Regions from separate parts of the Homo sapiens genome. Here regions 2 and 3 are each linked to region 1. The links are chromatin loops, found by intact Hi-C in ENCODE. Cell type or tissue: endothelial cell of umbilical vein. All regions are shown on one strand. Region 1 overlaps LOC124901282 (a long non-coding RNA gene). Region 2 has its middle 86 kb from the start of CARMIL1. Region 3 has its middle 150 kb from the start of RIPOR2.

Evidence for each region. Hi-C counts contacts between places; a loop is a spot of excess contacts. Peaks named below come from ENCODE experiments on the same cell type or tissue, not always from the same donor. Only the 100,000 strongest peaks of a DNase experiment are listed, where the experiment ranks them.
Region 2: it touches region 1 in a loop (6-fold over the local background); 14 of 110 quality-filtered maps call a loop at or near these places.
Region 3: it touches region 1 in a loop (6-fold over the local background); 12 of 110 quality-filtered maps call a loop at or near these places.

The regions. Positions count from the first base shown.
Region 1 is chr6:25,134,058-25,142,057 of GRCh38, forward strand. LOC124901282 (a long non-coding RNA gene) reads left to right here. Exons shown (of 3, transcript XR_007059515.1): 3 at 597-1,134. It also overlaps the pseudogene CMAHP and the pseudogene NUP50P2. Among named protein-coding and RNA genes, the nearest start is that of CARMIL1, 140 kb to the right of the region's middle. RefSeq lists enhancers at 4,199-4,248, 4,289-4,518, 4,629-4,748. In endothelial cell of umbilical vein, no CTCF peak of the experiment used is centred here; DNase peaks (open chromatin) are centred at 2,924, 4,394 and 4,844; H3K4me3 peaks cover 1,075 bases; H3K27ac peaks cover 1,411 bases.
Region 2 is chr6:25,189,829-25,197,828 of GRCh38, forward strand. It overlaps the pseudogene RNY5P5. Among named protein-coding and RNA genes, the nearest start is that of CARMIL1, 86 kb to the right of the region's middle. In endothelial cell of umbilical vein, no CTCF peak of the experiment used is centred here; DNase peaks (open chromatin) are centred at 3,473 and 3,933; H3K27ac peaks cover 1,953 bases.
Region 3 is chr6:25,082,059-25,090,058 of GRCh38, forward strand. It overlaps the pseudogene CMAHP. Among named protein-coding and RNA genes, the nearest start is that of RIPOR2, 150 kb to the left of the region's middle. In endothelial cell of umbilical vein, no CTCF peak of the experiment used is centred here; DNase peaks (open chromatin) are centred at 3,953, 6,603 and 7,543; H3K27ac peaks cover 4,036 bases.

The sequences.
Region 1 (8,000 bases):
TGCTGTTTTTTTATTAGGGCTTAATGTTTAGAAAATTAAGTCTTCTCTCTCAAAGAATGAAGGTTTTTGCCCTTTTGTTTTGAAATCCTTATCACTTTGGCTAAATGAATGACTTATTTTACAATGACCTGTAATCCTATTTTGTGATATTAAGTGTTTAAAACCTTTGATATTTGACAAACTTTCTGAAATCAAATTATACATTATGTCTTTTTCTGAACTAATTAGTCCTTTAAGATGGTATTAATGGGTTCCCTAAAGTCCAAAAGTGACATATTTGGCTTTTTTGGTATGAAAATTATACAGGAAGCATTGTCCAATATGAAATGGTGTTTGGTTTTCTTTGGGCTGTATTTGTATAAATATGTTATTGGTATGTATTCCAAAATTATGGGAAACTCCTATTATTCTGATATGACACACTGTATGTTATCAGTAATAATTATAATTTTTATGTTAAATTATTGTGTGCTACAGAGGTAACAGAATGTCTGACTATGGCTGCCCTAAAACTTTTCATTATTCACAGACAATTGTCATCTTTTTTTGGTCCTTTTCAGAGGTAGTTTTATAATCAGCTATAAAACTCTTAACAGGTGTTCTTGAATGCATGTTTCTGATAGCTCTGGAGACTGTGACATCAAAATAGAGAAAAAACTTCGAGGACTCATGGAGAGCTGAAATGTTCATGAATATCAAGCAGAACAAGAATTAACTGCATGGACTAAACTAATAGAAGTTTGAAGTAATCTTTTTTAACTTTTTGCTTAAAATGTTGCTGATAATTTGTTTTTCAAAATCAAGAAACTTTTAAGCTATTTACAGCTTTTTAACAATGGAGTATACTCCTTTGAACAAAATTTGGAGCATATTTGTTTTTAAAACTACCTGATTTCTACAGAATTTGGAATCTATTTGTGAGTATTCTTTACTTATGACAATACAGTTATTTGCATAAGTGCAATAAGAATCTGTTTTCATTTGTAACAGCACACATTTGAAGAAACTGGTTATTTTACCAAGGCTTTGACTGAAATAGTGTGCTTTCCTTTAAAGAATTAAACTTGACTTATGGAGCCAATAAAAAGTCCCTTGGAAAAACTAGCCTCATACCTTTGTCTCCACAGTCCCTGTACAGGGTTCCTGACCTGTGGTAAGTAAAAAAGGTCACTTACTGACAGGCCCAGGAGCCCCAGGTTTTTGTTAGGAGCTCAAAAGGAGAGGAATTCACCCAACTCATAGGTATTTCATGGTACAAATCCATGGCTGGGCTGTGCTTTAAAAAAGTCTTCTCTGAGATTCCTTCTGTGGAAAAAGTTCCATCAAAGCCAATTTAAAAGCTTATATAAAAAATAATTATTCTTGCTGCACTGTATACAAAGAATTAGGCCAAGTATAATAAGGAAAACCAGTCCTGCCATGATTTGTCTTTCATAAAAATGGGAAAGGGGAGAGAGAAAAATTATGTTTCAAAAACTATAGTACATCTATTGTTAGATTCTAGTCTTGTGTAATGTTTTTCAATTTTTATTATTTTCTACAGTTTGGACTGAATTCTAATTTTTCTTAGCTACATGTCTTCAAAATAATGTTTTCAATTTTTTTCCTTCTTTTTTTCCTCCATTTTTCCAAATTTGGAGTCACTGGAAACTAAGATGTGCTTTCATAAAGCCCTGTGAAATGAAGCTAAACAACTTGAGCTTCAGAAGAAAATAGCAGCGACCTATTTACATACATAAGCCACTTTCATACCTGCCTACTGATGTATGGACTTCAGAGTAATGTGGCATATATCTATTTTCCAGAATTGTTCTTTTGTTTGTTGTTGTCCTCCCCCTATTTTCTCTTCACAGGACATGAGACTTCACAACCTTCTAAAAAGGAGCTTTCCTAATAACTCAGGACCTACCTATCTAGGAATAAACCATCCTAGCCATGAGAGATCAGACGAAACCTGAGGCCAGAGACTCATTTTCTTCTAAAATGCGTTCTCCAACAGATTTTTAAAAAGAAAAGGGGGGAAATGTGAAAGTATTTTGGGCCCCTCAAATCACTAAACTAAAGGAAAACTTCAAGTGGGGAACTGCTTAGGGTAAACCTGCCTCCCATTCTGTTCAAAGTTATCCCTCTGCTCACCAAGATAAATGCATATATCATTGCCTTCTGTGGAGAGGCTAATTAGAAACTCAAAAAAAATGCAACCATTTGTCTCTTATCTACCTATGACCTGGAAGCCCCCTCCCTGCACCTTTCCAGACCGAACTAATGTTCATCTTACATGTGTTGATTGATGTCTTATATCTCCCTAAAATGTATAAAACCAAACTGTGCTCTGACCACCTTGGGCACATGTTGTCAGGACCTCCTGAGGCTGTGTCCTGGGTGCACGTCTTCAACCTTGGCAAAATAAACTTTCTAAATTAACTGAGACCTGTGTCAGGTCTTCAGGATTCATAGTGGTTAGTTAGCATTTAAAAATCAAATAACATGAGGGGCTGGGCCTTGATACTAGGTACAGAGCAAAGTAAATCTGTGTGAACGTTAGACAGCATTCTAGATTTGGGTAACAGGTAACTCGTGGACAACTACTCAGCTCTTATTCTGAATGCACCAGCACTAAACTACCCCTAAATGACCTGAGAAATAAGATTGACAACACAGTGGAAGAAAAAAGCCTAATACCAAGTGACTAAAGCCACATAGGGCAAATTAGGCTAAAGCAAAGCTTGAAAGGTGGGGTAAACACTCACAGAGTTACTGGTGTTGAGAATTAGACTGACAAAACACATGCCCAAGAGCGCTATCTGACTCTGCCAGGCCATGTTGCTATTTCTTTGGCAGTCATTGAGAAAAAAACTAACAAAACAATCCTGTCCTGGTATTGCTGCTGCACTGGGGAGAGGTGATCTATACAGAAGGGAGAGAAGGGGAAGGGACAGTAGAGGAGGGGAGGGGATGGGAGGGAAGTTGGCAACAATATCAGTTCTAGGAAATGGTCAGAAGAGTCACTGTTCAGGGCAGGAACAGTCGGGGCCCTGCTATTTTTGTTTAGTAATCACAACTAGCCTCCCGGGAAAATTCTATCTGCTGTCCAGCAGGCTTTGGAAAAGAGCCCTCCTATACACACATGCACACACACAGGAGCATGCACACACACACACACACACACACTTATGGGAGAGAGAGGAAGGAGACCCATAGGAGGCTTGGGTCTTTGAATACCAAACCAGGTAAATGTGTGCTTTACCTATGCACACCCAAACACACACACACACACACACACACACACACACACACACACACACACACATACCCCAGAGAGGTTTTACTATTTATCAAGTCAGGAATAAATTTTAAATTAGAGTTCTTATAAGAGAGAGGAAAATTAAATAGAACATACAACTTTTAGATCAGAGAAATGGCCTAAACACGCAAGAGTAAAATTTTCTAGGGGAAGTAATTTGCTTATTGGTTCATTTAAAATTTCTAGATGAACACATTTCCTGCCAAATCTAATTGCAAGAAAGGTCACCAGTGAGAGAAAGCAAAGGACTCTTGGTACCTTCCGGCTAAATCCTCGATATCTTTTATGAACAGGCCTCCTTGGTGCTTGCACATATTCTTGCATGCCCTCAGTCGGCTCTTATTCTTGTACAAGACGTAGTCTTTGCCAGTGCTCTTATTGCGAAAGAAATTGATTCCTTCCTTAAGACTGGCAACTTCAACAGGTGATAGGCACAACAGGATCTCAGTTGTTTGTTCGATGCTATGAAAAGGCAAACATTTTGAGGGGGAAGGTTAATAATGTTAGGTTTTAAGAGACAATCATTTCAAACTGACAGCTCAAAACCCCTTTTCCCTAAAATATTTTGTAAGCCCCTTGCGTTCCAAGTACCCAGGTTTAGTGGCTACCTGAGGATGCATTTCTCCCCACCCTGATATGAATGTAAATATACTTCTTACTTGTTAAATATGCCTCTCCACTTTTCTAGGGAACTAATAGCCCTCTTACTTGCCTGCCCATCGTCTGCCGGTTCCTCTGCCTGGGTATTTTGAAAGAACAGCAGTTGCTCATATCGTTTCTGTTGCTCATTTGCTCCCCTAAGGCATTAGTCAGCCTGAAAACAGGACGTTTAAGGTATTTTCCTTTAACAGTTACTGATTTCCTTTGACAGTTTTCTCCCTCTACCACAGCTCTTTTAGAAGTCTAACACCATATTCAATTCTGAGAAGCCACTGTGCTGTCCCTCCCATCTCTGCTCTTGCGCATCTGGACTTCCTCTGCCTGGAACGCAGTTCCTCTCCTTCACCACGCAGCATCAGTCTTGGGTCAAATAGAAACGAATCGTCCCCTTCCTGGTTAAGTCTTCCAAGACACACCAGAGGTCCAGGCTGGCATTCTTGGTGTACATCCCTCTTCTGTAGAACATTATAACACTGTAATTGGCACACTGCCCTGTTGACTTACATTTAGGCACTTTTGAAAGCACTCTGTATCTTCCTTCTCCCCCTACCACTTAGCCCACTGCCTTTCACAGGATATGTCTTCACTAGCTCTCTACTTAATGAATCACCCCTCCCACTGCACTCAATTTGATTAATTTACAAAAAGCTCCAGCCGCAAACCAAGCATTTGAATCTTTTTTTTCTTTTAAGGAAACTAGCCGTTACACTTCTCAAACCCCAATTTCTAAACACTCTGTTTACAGTGCAACACTGAATCATAACAGAATATGATTTCTGCCAAGAAAGGTTTCAAAATAGCTTTTGCAAATCCATGGTAGGAAATCTGGGCACATGTTGTTTAGTTTTATATTTGACTCCAAACAAAAAGTAGCCAAAATTCTCTTTGCATGTTAACTTAAAACTGATTTGGAGCACAAGCATATTTGTGGCACTTTCAGTTTCATTTTTAGAAGCGCTGCAAATTTCTTAAAGGAGATAAAAATAATTTTAAGAACACTCCAGGGTAGAAAATAACAGAGAAACCACTTCCAATTTTAAACTGATGAAGGCATAGCTCTGTAATATTATGATCTACTTTCTCAAAGCAGATTCTCATTGTCACCTCTGTCCCAAATTCCTAGTAATTGTGTTCCCAATGGACTTGAAATTATTCCAAAAATATGTTCTAAATGTATTTGACAGGAAGAAGCCATTCTAAATTTCATGACTTCTCTTTTGACTTTGTTCTTACGAGTACAGATATCTGACACCAAGCTAACATAAGCACTGAGGCAATTCCTGGAATAATTAGTCTAAGAGTTTAAAAGGCAAACCTCTCTAGATTTTTGTTGTTCCATTGAATGAATTCATATAGCCAAAGTTCTCTGTTAGATTTCAACTTATATCACAACCATGTAGAACAGGTTCACTCAACCACACTTTTGTCCTCAGTTCCACGTGAAAGTCACATTGGAGCAGAAGGCAAAAGAAAAAAATATGTGCACCTATATACATGCTTTTCTGTGTATTGTTTAAATGATTAGCTTTTCCCCAAAGTATTTTTAAAGATATCAATGAATTTGCTTCTATCAAAATCAGAAAAATAAAACTGTAGCAAATTCTTGTTTTGCTATAAAACATTAAAACTAAAATGAATTGCCTTTTTTCGAATTGGTTTTGGGGGTAGATTCGAGTTACAAAATGGCCGCCCGGAGCGTGTTCGGCGCGGTTCCCCCAGCGGTCTCTGGCTGAACCGGCGCTCTCGCCTCCCTGCTGAACACAGCGTGAGGACCCCCCCTCCATGGACATGGTGTTTGAGTCTCTGGGCTTGCCGAACACCAAGTCCTCTGAGTTCCGCAGCGCAGCACCGGAAGCGGCCGAGCGCGCTCAGCCCGGCGACCCCTGCGGGCTCCAGACCCCTGCGCCGCTGCGCCCTGGGTTTCGCCGCACCCAAGACCCAGCGAGTGCAGCGGCGGCCGCCGAGGAGGTTCGAAAACACGGCCAAAAGAAATGCCGAGAAGGAACTGACAGATAGGAATTGGGATCAAGAAGATGAAGCTTAAGAGGTGGGAACATTCTCCATGGCCAGTGAGGAAGTCTTGAAGAATAGAGCCATAAAGAAAGCAAAGCGCAGAAATGTTGGATTCGAATCTGACACTGGAGGAGCCTTTAAAGGTTTTAAAGGTTTGGTGGTACCTTCTGGAGGAGGACGCTTTCCTGGATTTGGTAGTGGCGCTGGAGGGAAGCCTTTGGAAGGACTGTCGAATGGAAACAACATAACCAGTGCCCCTCCCTTCACCAGTGCAAAGGCAGCGGCAGAGCCCAAGGTAGCCTTTGGTTCTCTTGCTGCAAATGGCCCTACCGCCTTGGTTGATAAAGTTTCAAATCCCAAAACTAATGGGGACACTCAGCAGCCCTCCTCCTCTGGCCTTGCTTCCAGTAAAGCTTGTGTCGGAAATGCCTATCACAAGCAGTTGGCCGCCTTGAACTGCTCCGTGCGGGATTGGATAGTGAAGCACGTGAATACAAACCCCCTCTGTGATCTGACACCTATCTTTAAGGACTATGAGAAATATTTAGCAAACATTGAACAGCAACACGGGAACAGTGGCAGGAATTCTAAAAGTGAATCTAACAAAGTGGCGGCTGAAACACAGTCTCCTTCCCTTTTTGGCTCAACAAAATTACAGCAAGAGTCAACGTTTTTGTTTCATGGCAACAAAACTGAAGATACACCTGACAAGAAGGTGGAGGTGGCATCTGAAAAGAAAACGAACCCATCATCACTAGGAGCGACAAGTGCCTCATTTAATTTCGACAAGAAAGTTGATAGCTCTGTTTTGGGCTCATTAAGCTCTGTCCCCCTGACTGGATTTTCTTTCTCCCCTGGAAACTCCAGTTTATTTGGCAAAGATACTACCCAGAGTAAACCAGTCTCTTCACCATTTCCCACTAAACCATTGGAGGGCCAAGCGGAAGGTGACAGTGGTGAATGCAAAGGTGGAGATGAAGAAGAGAATGATGAGCCGCCCAAAGTAGTAGTTACCGAAGTAAAAGAAGATGCTTTTTACTCCAAAAAGTGTAAACTGTTTTACAAGAAAGACAATGAGTTTAAAGAGAAAGGCATAGGTACTCTGCATTTAAAACCTACAGCAAATCAGAAGACACAGCTTTTGGTGCGGGCAGACACCAATTTAGGCAACATATTGCTGAATGTTCTGATTCCACCCAATATGCCATGTACGCGAACAGGGAAGAATAACGTTCTTATCGTCTGTGTTCCAAATCCACCAATTGACGAGAAGAATGCCACCATGCCAGTCACCATGTTGATTCGGGTAAAAACCAGCGAGGATGCAGACGAGTTGCACAAAATTTTACTGGAGAAAAAGGATGCCTGAACACGCGAAGTTGGCTGCGGAATTATTGCCAAGTTGCTGCTTCTTCCACCGCCCCTTAAAGTTAGTCAGTTTTTCTTCTCTTCTTTGACATTCTAAGAACTTATAGATAACCTAAAACTTTTGTGAGAAAGATTAATGTGGCCAATAAAACCTTTAAATGTTAAGTGTCAAAAAACCGCACTCTCCCTTCTTAAGAACTGCCTAAAGTGTAAAATACATTTGAATGCAATTTTTGGAAAAAAAAAAAAAAAAAACTAAAATGAATTTTAATACACCTACTTTTTAACATTTCAATATTTTTTCAAATACATTAATATTCTTGAAAATAACCATTAAAATACATTTATACAGGGGCACGCTTTTTCCTTTTTGCCTCAGAAGTAATGGCAGTGTGGCAGTATAACATCCTGTCTTTAAGTTTTGGATATTTCGTTTGTCATGGAATTTGTGCGTTCATTTTGGCCTTAAAAAATATTGTGTTGGCCAGGTGTGGTGGCTCACACCTGTAATCCCAGCACTTTGGGAGGCCAAGGCAAGCGGATCACCTAAGGTCAGGAGTTCGAGACCAACCTGGCCTACATGGTGAAACCCTGTCTGTACTAGAAATACAAAAATTAGCCAGGTGTGGTGGCAGGTACCTGTAGTCCCAGCTAC
Region 2 (8,000 bases), 56 kb after region 1:
CTCCATCTCTAACATCTGTCCCTAGAGGCAGCCAAATGGTAGTTTGGCATTTATCAGGATGACCAGGATGTCAGATTCTGTCTTTTTGTGTTTGATGTTACCAACCATTAATGTTCAATTCTATGATTTATCATTTCATCAGGGGCTTGCAAAAGGGCAAAACTCCATCACTTCTTTTTCATACATTAACTATAATCCTTTGGTAAGATAAATTTCCCTTTACCTACAACTTGCTTACCCAGTTGTACAGTTTGCAAAGAAAAGAATACATAATATTTTTCTTTAATTATTTTTCAAAATAAGGAGTTGGTTTCCTAGGACCCTCTAATTTTAGTTACATTATGAACACATTGCGTTAAACATATTTGATGAGTTTGAATCCACTCATTACTTGTATTAGTGCTCATATCATCCCATTTTGGTCAGTGAGAAGCCTATTTTTTAACTGGCAAATAAAGTGTGTATATTTAGAGTATACATGATGTTATGATATATGCATACATTGTGGAATGGCTGAATAGAGCTAATTAACATATATGTTACCTCACATACTTTTTTTGTGGTGAGAACACTTAAAATTTGATCTCAGCAATTTTCAAGTATACAATATGTTAACTATAGTGAACACAATGGACAATAGATTTCTTGAATTTATTCCTCCTGTCCAACTGAAATTTTGTATCCTTTGACTAACATCTTCCCAATTCGCCCATCTCCCAGCCTTTGGTAACCATCACTCTACTTTCTGCCTTGATGAATTTGACTTTTTTAAATCTTACAATTGCTATGTTGAAAGATGGTATTCCCTCCAAAACTCATGTTGAAACTTAATCCCCATGCAAAAGTATTAAGAGCTGTGGCCTTTGGAAGGTGATTCAGTCATGAGGGCTCTACCCTCATGAATGGAATTCGCACACTTAAAAGGGCTCAAGGTTGAAGGGAGAGTCCTCTTGCTCCTATGCTCTTCTGCCATGTGAGGACAGTGTTCTTCCCCTCCAAAGGATGCAGCAACTAGTTGCCAATTTGGAAGCAGAGATTGGGTCCTCACCATGTATCAAACCTGCCAGTGTCTTTTTCTTGAACTTCCCAGCCTCCAGAACTATGAGAAATACATTCCTGTTGAAAAATTACCAGTCTGTGATATTTTATTATACCAATATCAAACAGACTAAGACATACATATAAATGCGATCATGCAGTATTTGTCTTTTTGTGCTGGCTTATTTCATTTAATATAATGTGCTCTAGTTTCATCTATGTTGTCACAAATGACAGCATTTCCTTCTTTTTTTAAGGCTGAATAGTATTCCATTGTGTGTATATACACATTTTCCTTATCCTTTTATTCACGATAGATTGAGGTTGATTCCGTATCTTGGCTATTGTGATTAATGCTGCAATAAACATGGGAGTGCAGATATTCTCTTTTCAAATATCTCTGACACACTCACTTCAATTCCTTTGGATATATACCCATTAATGGGATTACTGGGTCATATGATAGTTCTATTTTAAATTTTGGGGGGAAACTTCATAGTGTTTTCCATAGCAGCAGTGCTATTTTATACTTTCACCAGCAATTTAAGGGTTCCCTTTCTTCTATATCCTCACCAACATTATTATCTTTCATCTTGTTGATAATAGCTGCTCTAACAGGTGCGAAGTGGTAAGTAGGAAGGTTTTCAAGCTGGCCCTTGTGAGTCATTTTGAGATGACCCCAATAGTATTTGATATTTCCTTGCCTCTCATATAACAAGATATTCCATGTTCTTCGTGTATATTTTGTGTCCAACACCTTGAATCAGCTATTTCTCCTAAAAGTTTTGGTTCTTCTTGCTGGAAAATGTGTCTGGAAACCACAATCTAGGTGCTAGAGGATAGATGTCAATTTGAGGCCGGGTGCGGCGGCTCATATCTGTAATCCTGGCACTTTGGGAGGCCAGGCAAGTGGATCACTTGATGTCAGGAGTTCAGGAGCAGCCTGGCCAACATGGTGAAGCCCTGTTTCTACTAAAAACACACAAAAAAATTAGCCAGATGTGGTGGCACACACCTGTAGTCCCAGTGAGCTGAGATCATGCCACTGCACTCCAGCCTGGGCAACAGAGTAAGACTCTGTCTCCAAAAAAAAAAAAAAAAAAAAAAGTCAATTTGCTTACTTTTGGATGCTGTAAAGAATTTCCTTCAAACTGTAGACAGTCCTAACAGCACTTGATTATTTAGAAATTCATTATCTGGATCTCTTGCTTTTTATAAGTGCTTTTGTATCTGTGCCCTTTCTGAGACTCGGAGTTTAAAAACCATAACCTCTTCTTCACCAGTCCCTGGCCCAAAGTTTGTAACATGCTAGACACTCAGAACATATTCATTGAATGAGAAAAATCAGGCTTTAGATGCTAAAAGAAATGACCAGAAATGAGTTTCAAAAATATGAGAAGAAACGGCAGCATAGTTAGAATAACCTGGTAGCCTCTGAGGACATTATTTTAATAGGGTCTACATTTGCTTGGCTGTTTAAATTCATGTTTACTTAAAAAGAAATTACATTAAAGACCTATGCTATATTTTTGAAAGGGCATTTCTGAGTTGGTTCAAAGGTTGTGGGTTATTGTTAAGTTGACTGACATTGTCTCCTCCAAAAACCACCCTTGACTAGTTCTAAAACAAAAGAGTTTCTGTGAAAAGATACAAGTTTTAATTTTCTATTCAGGTCATCCTCAGAGAATTTCAACCTATGATGATTATCAGAGACAAAAAGGGGCAAAGCAGGTCTAAGATAACAGCAGATAGTGTGGATAAATGTGCCAAGAGTGATGGAAATTCAGCCCCTCCCTGTTGGGCAGGGAGTTGGCAGGGTTGGGGTACATGGCAAGTTAGCCGAGATGAGGCTCCTGGTTGGCTGGGTGGGGAAGTACAGGGATAGAATGCGCCTGTGAAGCTACTGATTGGCCCTGGACAGTTTGCAGCTTTGAGTGGGAGGGGTAGGATCTGAAGAAGAGCAACAGAGATCTTTGGCAGGAATTGGGGTAAGGTGGTGGAGGGGAATCTGGTTCTTGTTAAGAAGCAGAGAAAGGATAGGCAAAAACAAATGGTCTTACTGTCTTTCTCCAGTGCCTCATCTATTATAGCTTTCTGCTGAATTTTGCTCCCACAAACCCCTTCTTTGCTCTTTCTCCAGCTGCTCCCTTAATCATTCTATTCCTCTTTCTGGCTGACAGCCTCTTTCTCTAGTAGCGTTTAATTGACCTTAACTCACAACAGAGGAATAAACTTTTTGCTCACTAATGGCAAAAATCCAACTCTGGCTACTTCCAGCAAAAGACAGGTTAGCGTAAGAAACTTGGTATCAATGAGAATCATGTAGGCAAGCTAAGAGAACGGGCCTTGGAGATTGGCAGGATCCAGGGTAGCTCTAAGGACTAGAAAGTGGGAGCCAAAGGATTGGTTTCCCAGCAGGAACAGTCTGGTCAAGGAGGTCACTGCTAGGGTAAACCTTTTGTGAAAATCTCAGTGACCTCCCTTGGCCAGGTCATGAGAAGAAGGAGCTTATGAAGTAAGAGGCAGACCACTGGATTTCCTCTCCCATGAAGGCTGTACATGATAGAGCGGATGTGTTTGGAAACTGGCAGTGCTATTAGAAAGAGATAGTGAATGCCAAGCAGCCAAAAAAAAAAAAAAAAAGAAAGAAAAAAAAACGTTTTTTTACTCAAAGACATCAACTTATTATCACAATTACTTAGTGATTCAAATCCTGTGATTTCTCTCTTAATTTCTTAAATTTTCAAAGTTAGTGCTCTCGGTGTCTTAAAAACAATTTTTTTTAAATTTTTAAGATTAAAAACTTATGTCCTCGTTTTATTTTCTTCTGATGAGTCAGCGACCTTAAGAATCCAAAGCTCTGCACCCCTGGACTAAGGCCAGGAGTGAAAATCCATTACTAAGATTAGTCAGCCCTGAAAAAAAAACACCCTTTTCCCTCTGGCATTTTCATTACTTCTCTCCACCCCAGTAGAAACAATTAGCCGTTGAAACTAAGTTGTTTTTTTCCTTGCTTTTCAACTTATTATGAAAATTTTCACAATATACAAATGTTGAGAGTATTATATAATGAAACTCCTTGAGCCAGCTTCAACAATTCATCTCTGCCCACACACCCTTACATCCATGCATGCAACCTCACACAATTTTGTTCTCCTTAGTTGGATGATTCTAAAGCCAACCCCAGACATATGATTTTATCCTGCAATATTTTATTATGTTTCTCTAAAATACAAAGACTCTGAAGAACGATAACCATAATATCACTACCAAACCTAATACATTTATTAAAAATTATTTCCTATCCTCAAATATCAAGTCTATGGTCAAGTTTTCCCAATTGTCTCATCTATTTCTGGATCAAATCAGGATCCAAATGTGGTCTGTACATTCTGGCCAAATTTTTAAGGAGATTACAGTAACTGCCCAAACTTTTATAGTCTCAGTTTGAAGTTTGAACACAGCTTTTTCTTTCCATTTTTTTTTTTTGAGATAGCATCTTCCTCTATCACCCAGGCTGGAGTGCAGTTGCGCTGGAGTGCACAGCCTCTGAGTTCAAGTGATTCTCATGTCCCAACGACCTGAGTAGCTGGGATTACAGGCGTACACCACCACGCCCAGCTAATATTTGTATTTTTAGTAGAGAGAGGGTTTCAACATGTTGGTCAGGCTGGTCTTAAACTCCTGACCTCAAGTGATCCAACCACGTCGGCTTCCCAAAGTGCTAAGATTACAGGCTTGAGCCACCTACGCCCACCCTATTTATTTCAATAGCTCTTTGGGGAACAGGTGGTGTTTGGTGACGTGAATATGTTCTTTAGTGGTGATTTCTGAGATTTTGGCACACCCATCACCTGAGCAGTGTACACTGAACACAGTTTTTTCATTTTAGTTTTCTTTGGTTGGTAGTCTAAGCTCATCTCTGTCCTGAAGCTGCCATAGTTGCAAGTATTGAAGTGATTCAGCATCCCTCAGCCCATGTCTTCAGGTTAAATAAGCATATCTTGCAACTTCATTAAGAACAACTATCCAGGCCTTTTTAAAAATGCTATTATTATTTCTTCTCAAAGAATAGAGAAAGTAGCAACTGTTTTCTAAAATGTAGAGTTTATTTACTGTAATATTGTTTATGGTGACTTCAGATTGGAACTAACTCAAAGGTCCACCAAGGAGCTTGGCTAAACAGACTACCCTATGCCCAAACTATACGAAACTATGCCACATTTAAAAATAATGAGGTCACTCTATCCGTAACAACGTGAAAATGCCAAATGCCTCGATATATTGGTGAATAAAAAATTAAATAGTATGAATAATGTGATCTATTTTTGCCTAAAAACAATGTTTCTAGATACACAGAAAGAAATCTCAAAGAATAACCACCAAATCTTGGAGGGAGGATGTAAAATTCTGGAGGAATTACACTTTCTACTTTTTACATTTTTGTATCATTTAAATGCTTTTATTATAAGTGTATATTAGCTTTATAATGTGAAAAAAGATACTTCTATGATGAAATATTATGTAAATTTAAAGTATTATATAAATGATTTTCCTTCTTTCTTCAATCTTTCTCCAATATCAAAAATAATTTGGAATTGACTCTACCACAGATACAATGTTATCAATTGGCAGAATATTTGAAGATACACCTCAATAGTCTTCCTCAATTCACAATATTGAACTATGACTATATGACAGACACAGACGTAAGCTTTATCCCATTTAATCTCCAGAATAAATACCACTGTCTACATTTTACATGTAAGGAAACTGAAGCTTAGAGTGTCAAAGTCACTTGCTTAAGTCACAGCTAGGATTCAAACCTTGGTCTCTTTCATGCCATGGCCCACAACTTCACCCTTTATGCACAGGTGTCCAATTTCTTGGCTTTCCTGGGCCACAACATAAGAATTGCCTTGGGCCACACATAAAATACACAAATACTAATAGTAGCTGATGAGCTAAAACAAAAAAAAAATTGCAAGAAAAGCTCATAATGTCATAATGTTTTAAGAAAGTTTATGAATTTGTCTTGAGCCATATTCAAAGCTGTCCTGGGCCGCCTGCGGCCTGTGGGCCACAGATTAGACAAGTTTGCTCTATAGCATACTGACTCTACCCTACTAAATATAACAAATGTACAAAAAAAGCAATATTCCAAAATCCAAGGCCATAATCCTCTCATATTTCTCTTTAGAGCCACTGTGTAAGGAGTTCCCAAGACCATGCAGGGTCCCATGATTTGTTTGAGGGATTCGGCCCATAGTCATACTCACATCCATGACTTATTGCAGTGAAATGATATAAGGCAGAATCAGCAAAGGAAAAAAGCCACATGGGGCAAAGCAAGGGGGAAACTAGGCATGAGTTTCCAGAGTCCTCTCCCAACAGAGTTACGTGGGATGTGCGTAATTCCCCTGACAACAAGTTGAAAGCACACATGTGAAATATTACCAACCAGGAGAGACTCAGCACTCAGGGATTTTATTGGGGGCTAGTTATGTAGGCATCCTCTGATTGGCACATACCCAAACTTTAAATTTCCAGAAGAAAATCACGTGTTCAGTATAACCACATTGTTTGTTCAAATAGCTTAGGTACTAAGCTATTGTACCTCTAACTGGTACACTCTACCAGTTAATCACAGGAACCCTCCCACAACCTAAGTTCGCAGATGCCAGCCTTATAATCAAGCCTGTCAAAGAATAGCACTTGGGCCTGTTATGCCAACTCTTTTCTGTACAGCCTCCAAACAATTATAAGGAGTCAAGTGCACAATGAAAATATAATTACATCAGCAGCCTCCAGTCTGTTTTCATAGTAAACATGGTGAAGCCACTCAATGTTATTTCTTTTCAGTAAATAACAATTTTCCTCCAGAGCCCTAGTGTCGTCCACTTATAGGCCAGACAGCCCTTTCAAATCTACTTTTCTTGGCCAAAGACATTGTAGTTCTTATCCCTTTCTTCACTTTTCAGAGCATCTTACAAAAAAGTTTAGACACAAAATATCACAAAGAAACAGTTTCCCCATGATGATAGCAGTGCCTATTTGATTGCCCATGCAGAGGAAGACCTTTGATATTTTGTTTCATTTTCAGTAACTGGTTGAAGGTTTTTTAAAAAGATTTGAGTGTAAACTTCTTCATCACTATTATGACCTTCTCTTTGATATCCATTTCCAAGTCAATGACTTGTACTTAGAATGGCAGGTTTCAAAAGAAACGAGCCATGTGCCTGATCACTCAGAAAATACTGTTCCTCGCATGTTAATTTGCCATACTTGAGAAATTCTAGCCTCACTATTAGGGTGATAACTTTTTACCCCATGCTTTTTACATGAAATACAGAACTTTATACAACCAAGCACCCACACCCAAGGTGTGTTTCACAGCGTCAATTTAAGATATGCTATCTGATGAATGTCATAGTATGCTCAGAGTTAAGCAATTTGAGGATTAGCTTATTGCCCAAAGCACTAGACCAACTTGTATAGTCCATAGAATTCTTTCCTTGTTTGCAATTCTATCTCTACTGAAAATGATAAAAACAGAGGAGTCGAAGACTGACTACACTTATGAAATTAAAAAAATTTAAAAACTCAGTTAAGTTCTGGTAATATTTATCCATGTTTTACTTATAAACATAAAGGGCTGTATTTCTTCCTTATGTACACATTTGTTATAGCCATTATGAGTTAGATGTGTGCCTCTTTGGGTTTGGAAATTACTGAAGTTGCACACCTACAATTACAACCTCAGAGACTGACATAATTTCAGATACCACTTCATATTTGAGTAAAAATTAGCAATATGTTTGAGGAGATGAACGTGCTTTGATGTAATCCCCTGACAGGAAAGTTTAACAAATATGTTGGGCAAATTTTTCTCTGTTCTAAAATTTGTTTTAAATTTCTGTGATTGAATAATCCACAAAGATACTCAATTATCTTAAGTACCC
Region 3 (8,000 bases), 52 kb before region 1:
TTAAGGATTTACCAACTGACTGTGGGCCACATGGTATTCCTGTTTATTTCATGGGGCTGATATGGTCAACATCTATTGTTCACTTACCATGGCATGTCACTTTTCTAGACATGCCTTATACTATGACATAACCCTGTGAGGTAAGTGCTATTACATTCATTTTACAGATGGAAATCTGGAACACAAAGAGATCCAATAATTTGTCCAAGGTCATATGGTAGGTGACAGAGCTGGAGTTTTAACTCAAAAGGTCGGACTCCAAGTCTCCTTGAGACAGCAATGTCCAAATGCACACAGTGATCTCTTAATTTCTATTGCCTTCATCTCTGCTCTGCTTCATTCACCCACTTATACAGAAACACCTTTAATTTGTCTTCCTTCAAAACTGCTCTATCTCTAAGACCTTGGACTTATTGCTCTAGCTGCTGCCTCCTTAGCTTTTATTCCTGTTGCTTTTTCACAATGGCTAAACCTGCTCAGCATCTGCATTGAGCCCTCTTAACTCTCCTTATTCTCCCAGTTCCCACTCCTGCCCCTTTCCTGGTTTCCCTTACTTCGGTGCCATATGAGGAAGACTTGCCATTGCATGAATTCACCTTGTATTTTTCCACCTTTTAACCTCACCCACTCTCTCTGTCTGGGATATTCTTCCTCTCTCTCTGTTTTAGCTTGTTTAAAACTTTTCCCAATCTTTAAGCCAATCCCCTACCCCTTACTCCTCAAATGCTATCTCTCTACAACGTTCTTCCTGGTCATCTCAAAACCTCACATGCAATCCTTCTTTCCTCAGTATTCCCGACAATCAGTTTGTACAACAAATACAGTGCTCATGAGAGTCTACCTTGTAATAAAGTTGCATGTGGATTTCCTTAGCATCCCTTCTAGCTTATAATTATAACTTAGAAGTTCTAGCCCAGTGCTTTATGCTAGATTAGAATATGGAACAAGTAACTTTACAACTGGAAAGTATGTAAAAGATATTCTAATTCAAACCTTAATTTTACTGCTAAAGACATTGAAGCCTATTTTAAGAGGCGACTCATGCTGACAATGGGAAAGAGAAATTCACTTGTACCTTCCTTCCTTGAATTCATATTAGGAATAAAACCATACGTGTGCTCAGCACTGTGCTAGGCACTAGGTCTACCCAGGTGACAGTTCCTATTTTTAAGAATCTCAGTATCTACTGGGAAAAACAATTAATAGATTATTATAACACAATGGGATGGGATACCTGTTTGAGGAATAAATAAATGCATGAGTCAAGGAGTTTACTGTCTTTGCAGTCATATTATGTGGTCCCTTCAATCAGAAGCATGAGGAGACAGGTTTTTTTTTAGACAAGAGTTTCCCTCTGTGGCCCAGGCTGGAGTGCAGTGGCACAGTCTTGGCTCACTGCAACCTCCGTCTCCCTGGCTCAAGCGATTCTCATGCCTCAGCTTCCCAAGTACCTTGGACTACAGGCACCCACCACCATACCTGGCTAATTTTTGTATTTTTAGTAGAGATGGGGTTTCACCATGTTGGCCAGGCTGGTCTCAAACTCCTGACCTCAAGTGATCTGCCCACCTCAGCCTCCCAAGTGCTGGGATTACAGGCATGAGCCACTGAGCCCAGCTGAGACAGGTTTTATAATTCACTTAATAAAATCATATCTCAGGCTGCAGGAAAGGAATGTCAAATCTGATTTGTGCCAGGCAAGTTCATCGTCATTAGTCCAAAAGAGGAGAGAGGTCTATTGGAAATGAGGAGCTGCTGCTTTCCATCTCACCCTCGGTTTTTAGTTTGTCTCTCTTCAGTTTTTGTTGCTGCTTTCCCTCGTGTACTCAGGATTATGTTTTAAACACTCACAACCTGGACGATTTTGGTTTTGTTTACTTATTGGCTGTATGTTTACCTCAACCAGGCCAAAGGTTCTATGGACTCTGGACTGGATGCACTACTGATTTACTTTTTTTTCTGATGGTGGGGGTGGGGAGATGGACTTTTGCTCGTCTCCCAGGCTGGAGTGCAATGGCATAATCTCGGCTCACTACAACCTCTGCCTCCCTTGTTCAAGCAATTCTCCTGCCTCAGCCTCTTGAGTAGCTGTGATTATAGGCAAGCACCACCATGCCTGGCTAATTTTTGTATTTTTAGTAGAGACGTGGTTTCACCATGTTGGCCAGGCAGGTCTCAAACTTCTGACCTCAGGTGATCCACCAGCCTCGGCCTCCTGAAGTGCTGGGATTACAGGCGTGAGCCACCACGCCTAGCCTATTTACTTTTTAAAACACTTGAATGGTCTTGTAATGTTAGCTGTTCTCAGTCCCGCAAAAGTCGGGTTTCTGTCAGGCAACGCGTCTGCTTAATTTAGGTGTCAAAGAGAGTGTCACGGGATGCACGGTAGGACAGCTCCCAAACCCACAGGATATTCCTTACTTGCAAAATCACAGGCCCATTCTGCTCACAGCACATCAGGAATGACTTCCAGTTGGGTGGTGTGAGGGGGAGTTTTATTTGAAAATGATTCCAAAACCTGTAAGAGAGATAAAGCATGGGAATGTGCTCTGGAAACTTCCATGCCTGTTCCTTTGCCAGGATCTATTTGGTACCTGGTACTCTGTCCTCCCTGAGAGATAGTGTTTCTGTACTGTTCCAGCTGTTGATGTAGCTCAGAACTTTCAGGGTGTTGAATACAGACAGCTCCTTGAACGAGATTTTGTCTTATTTTTATTGTACTATGATGTTCCTTGCTTTAAGGAATCCTTATATGTGAAAATCTAGATCTATATCTTGTACACAAAAGCAACAGAATCTAGTATTAGTGAAGGTACAGGTAAATGTATTCTCTCATACATTATTTTTGGAAAGGTGAACTGGCTTCCCGAAGAACGATTTGGCAGAGGGCACTAAAAGCCTAGACGCTGTATTCATAGAATCCAGCAGCCCCGCTCCTAGGAATTTAACTTACAGAAGTCACTATGAATGTGTGCAAGACACATCCACATGATTATTTGCCATTGTTTCAAATAGTGAAAAGTTAGAAATGACTTACAGGTCAAAGAGGTTAAATAAAGTGCTAATATAGGTATGTGGTATCAGGTAAGCAGGCATTAAAAATGATGTAGGAAAATACAATACTGTGGAAAATCGCGTTGATAAACACACAGGTAGAAAAGTATGTATGGTATATGTGCTTGGAAGCAAAAAAAGAAAGATTAGCTAGACACCAAAATATCAATTATTATTTCTGGGTAGTGGGATTATTTGTAGTTTTTTCATTTAAAAATATTTTTTCAAATTTTTGACAGTGGATATGTATTATTTTTATAACCAGAAGAATGTTTAGTAAATTCACAAATCCCATTTTCAGAGCAACAAGATAAAGTGGACTGTGACTGCTTCCCAATATTTATGATGACATCTTATATTTGTGACCCTTGTTACCAAAACACAATAGAACAAGATAGAGTTTAGCGATTTCTAAGATGGAATTATTTTCTTAAGAAAAAAAAAATCCCCAAGATCCCCTCAAAAGTTGCCAGATTCCTTTCTTTCTAGAACAAGAGTTACGTATATGATCCGTTGAAAATGAAAAAAACTTGGAATGTCTTACAGCTGTTAAAAGATTTGAGGTTGACCTGGATGTCCCAATGTGGAAGGCTATCTAAAATATATTGATGAGTAAAAAATGCAAGTTGCAGAATATCTGTACTAGGATTTCATTTAAAAACAATAGCAACATCCCAAAGGTGGTGTGTGCTTTGCCAAAATTAAAAAAAAATAAAAACAACGGCAACAATAACACTCCCTCACTACCAACTATGTGGGACATCTTATTGAAAACAAATATATGTAGAGAAATGTTGCTATGTCCAGAAACAGGCCTGGGAGGATACACACTGAGCTATTATCAAAGCTTACCATAAGAGTGGGTGGAGGGAAGGGCAGGAAACAGGGTTTCCTGAGAGGTGCTTGGTGGGGTTACTTCCTTTTTATTTTACATAGCTCCACATTCTTAAGCTTTTTCATATCATTTAAAAACATTCAAAAGGAAATAAGTAAAAAAGAAATTTTAATAAATGCCTCTGCTTGCAAGCTCAGAGTACAAACTTTTGCTTATACATTTTAAATAATTAGAATTTTAAAATTAAATTTCTGCATTTTTTTCAGAGGATCTGTGGTAATGAGAAAAAGTACTCTTTCCTTTGGTGATTATTTTGCAAATATAAAAATGGCAAATTGCCCTTTCTGAATTTCAGTGCAAATATTCTAGATATGATCCTAAAGACTTAAACAGTTTTGAAGTGCAGGCAGACAGAAACTCAGTGGGCCATTCCCTTAAACCAACTAGCCCACCAAATTCTTGCTCAGAGGTGAGCACAGACAAAAATGTGATGCAGGAATTCACTAATTCAATGACCATGTCTTTGCCACACAAATACTCATTCTTGTCTTGGCAAACATACCCTTTCCCTCTTATAATGTATTTCTCTTTCTTATACCAAAACCCACTTCCAGAAGGGTGCAATAACACATTCACATGAATGTATAAATGACTCTTTAATGTTATACCTTCCTAACCAGATTTGCTTTTTAACAAACTAACAAAGGAATGAAGCTCTAATGGTGGAATCTCACACATTAGTCAGAATCTGGGGGCTTCGGCAGTCACTGACTGCTTATGCATATCCACAGCGTCCTCAGCAATGGCCTGGGGGCGCCAGGTGCTTCCAGACTTACAGGTGATGGTATATGTCAGGATCCCGCTGGAGCCGTGTTTGGAATCCTATATACAACTCATCCCAGAGTAGACCATTCTTCACCACGTGTCTGATGACATCCACCCGGCTATGGATCTGAAATAGACATGGAACCACTAGCAGGGGCAACCCAGGAAGCAGAGTATGGATCCCTCCTGTCCCTGGGAGGAGCAGCTGCCCATGATGGCAGAGGCACGGAGAGCCAAGGAGAAGAGTCTCTGGGAGCAGATATCACAGGCTGAGGAGAAAAGGAAAGATGCTAAGTGCAGCAGGACTCGAAAGAAGGAAAACAGGAAATGGATTAAGAGCAGGGGGAGCATCTGACTGAGAGCACAAACTGCAGATTCATGGGTTCAAATCCAGACTCTAGCTGTGTGATCTTGGTCACCGTTCTGTGCCTTGGCTTTCTCATCTATAAAATGAAGACAATAATAGAACATGCCTCATAGGATTGTTGTGAGGATGTATATAAAATACTTAAAGCCTGGCACATAGTAAGCACTCAAGAAATCTTTGCTGTTATCGTCATTCTAAAAGCCGAGTGTTCAAGTCTCCACCTGAACATTCAGAGGCAAAGCAGAGCCTGGAAGCTCACAACAGTCTATAGTTTCTGGCCTGTCATAGAACAGGATTACTTTAAATCAAGTGGTCAAGATCCTTATCCTTAAAGAATCCCAACTTTTAAACTGTTGAAGAGCCAAAGCAGCACAGGATTAGGAGACAAGCAGAGATGGTCTTGAGTCTCAGCCCTGCACTTACTAATTATGTGACCTTAAGCTTGCTAAGCCTCCGTTTCTCTATTATGAGACTGTTGAGAGAAAAAAATGAGATAACTTATATAAAGAAAATAAAGAGAAGTTATCCTTGGTTGCACATAGTTTTAACAATCCATCGGCACCAATGTTAGAGTTTAGAGGAGCCCTTTCAGTGTCTGCAACAAATTTTCTCCCGGTAAATATCATGCTAATATCAGTAGAGGCAAACTTTCCATAAGTGACAGGCTATTAAATGACACAGAATGATTGGAAGTTTGGCATTTTTAGATCTATTTCTCTTTTTTGCACCATTTGTATAAAACAATTATATCCATCGTGAACTGAGGTTACAAACATAGGGCAGAGTTTTGCTAATAGAGGTTTAGAAACATGATTCTACAATTTGGTCAGGTTAAGGTCGGCCTGGCTAAGATGCAGTACCAGGACCTGGTTCCTCCCAATGCAGGGTAAATGGCCTTTTTTGGCCTTTTAGCTGGGAGAGAAGCACACAGGAGAATTGGAAGTAGATTTAAGAAATATTTGGGGTGTAAAATGGAAAGGTCTAGATGACTGATTAGATTTGGGGATGTAAGGAAAAGGGAAGAACCAAAGATTACTCATTTGTTTCTAGCTTGACTGACTTGGGGAATGATATTACCAACGATCAGATAGAAAAAGGAAAAAGAACATTTTAAAGAAGGAAGATGAGGAATTGAACTTTGAACAAGTTGAAAATTATGTATTAAGCATTCAGAAATTCAGACAATTATATCTAGCAGGCAGTTGACTATTAAGAACCCAAAGCTTGACAGCACTGGAGGTAGCCAGAGAGCGCTCTGGGCTGGACATATGGATTATTTTTGGAGTCATTAACAGAGAAGTGATGTTAGCAGGTGAGTTTACCCAGGAAGAGACTTGGGAAGAACAGTGGAATGAACACAGAGTCCTGGAAGGAAACAAGAGACTTAAGCAGTGGCTGGGGAAAGAGGAACTCCAAAAGAATGCAAAAGAATATTCAGGAAAACAAGGAGGTACTGTCACTGGGCTAAGGAGAAGACTATTGGTTCACAATGACGGACAAATTGCGTGCATAACCTATCTCCTCTGCATTTCCAGATCCAACTAAAATGTTGCAAAGCAATTATACAGGAATAAACTGCCACATTGAAAAGAAAAGGAAGTGATTCATTGACAGGAGAATTCAACTAATTACGTGAATCTAGAAAGCATGCAGACAAGTGGAAACCGAAGATGCAGGGCAGAGGCTGTACAATCCCAGACAGTACATGGAGGGGTGTTCAGATGTGGAGGGAAGAGAAGTAGGTACTGCGGATGACAGGAGGGCAAGCACAAAAGTTATGTCCATGAGATAGCTGGCCCCTTCTCTACCCCTATATATGGCTCCCAGGTCAAATATATTTCTACAGTTCTCTCAATACATAGAATCAATTTTGGGGTAGGGGGAGAACAAGGGCAGGTAGTGTGTTTGTGATGCTGAAAGCAAGAGCCTCCACATTTTTGCACTCGGGGGTCCCCTAGCTGGCTTCTCTCCTCACCTTCACAGCTTAAAGCATACTGATGATCCTTTGGCCAAATACAGCCTAGCTCTCATTTCATGTAGTCTATAACTCTTTAAGAACATTGACTCAGCTTTCTACATTTATAACTTTGGGTATTTCACATGAAAATCCAGATTTCCAAGTTCTCTGGAAATTTCAGATCAGCCGGAGCTCAGCAGGCCTGCCCCCTTCTCATCCCGCATTCTACTTGATGCAGTCTGCCCCAGCTTCACCAGTTTATGAGATGTGCCTTGCACCAGTGTGCGAGCCCTCTGTAAGTAGAGCCTACTGGATGACAGATCCTACACCTATACATAAGAGCCCCAAATCAGCTGAAAAAAGTCTTTTTATCAGTAAATATGGACTAATCCTGTAATTCTTAAAAGTCACCCACAAAGAAAGGAGGATCAAGCTAGCATAAGTTTTCTTTAGAGCAACCTTGTCTATAACTGGAAGCCAAAGGAGCAATGCCTTCCGGTGTCTATGGAAAATGATTAGTCACCCAGAATTACATGCTGAAACTTACTTACACACCATGAGGCAGGAGACAGTTAAGCAGAAAGTCCCACATAGAAGTGAAGCAAGGAAGGGAAAGGCATGGGTGGGGTCTGGAGGCAGTGAAAGGTAGCAGATTTGCAGCAGAGCTAGAGAGGAGCCCTTCCAGGTCGGAGCAGGAGGATGGAGAGCTACAGGAGCCATGCATTTAAGAATGGAGAGTTAGTGTGATAGAAATGATGAGTTTGAAAGGCAATTAATACCTCCAAAAAGGTGGCAGGAGGGAGGCAATATGAGAAGTCTCCGGGTAGCAAGAAAAGGAGCTCTTCCACACATAGGCATAACCTCTTTAACCAAACCTCAGCATATAGAACTCTCCCTAAAATCCTGGGAGATAAAAGCCCTCAAGCCACAGTATAACAGTACCATGTGCAGAGCAGGCATCA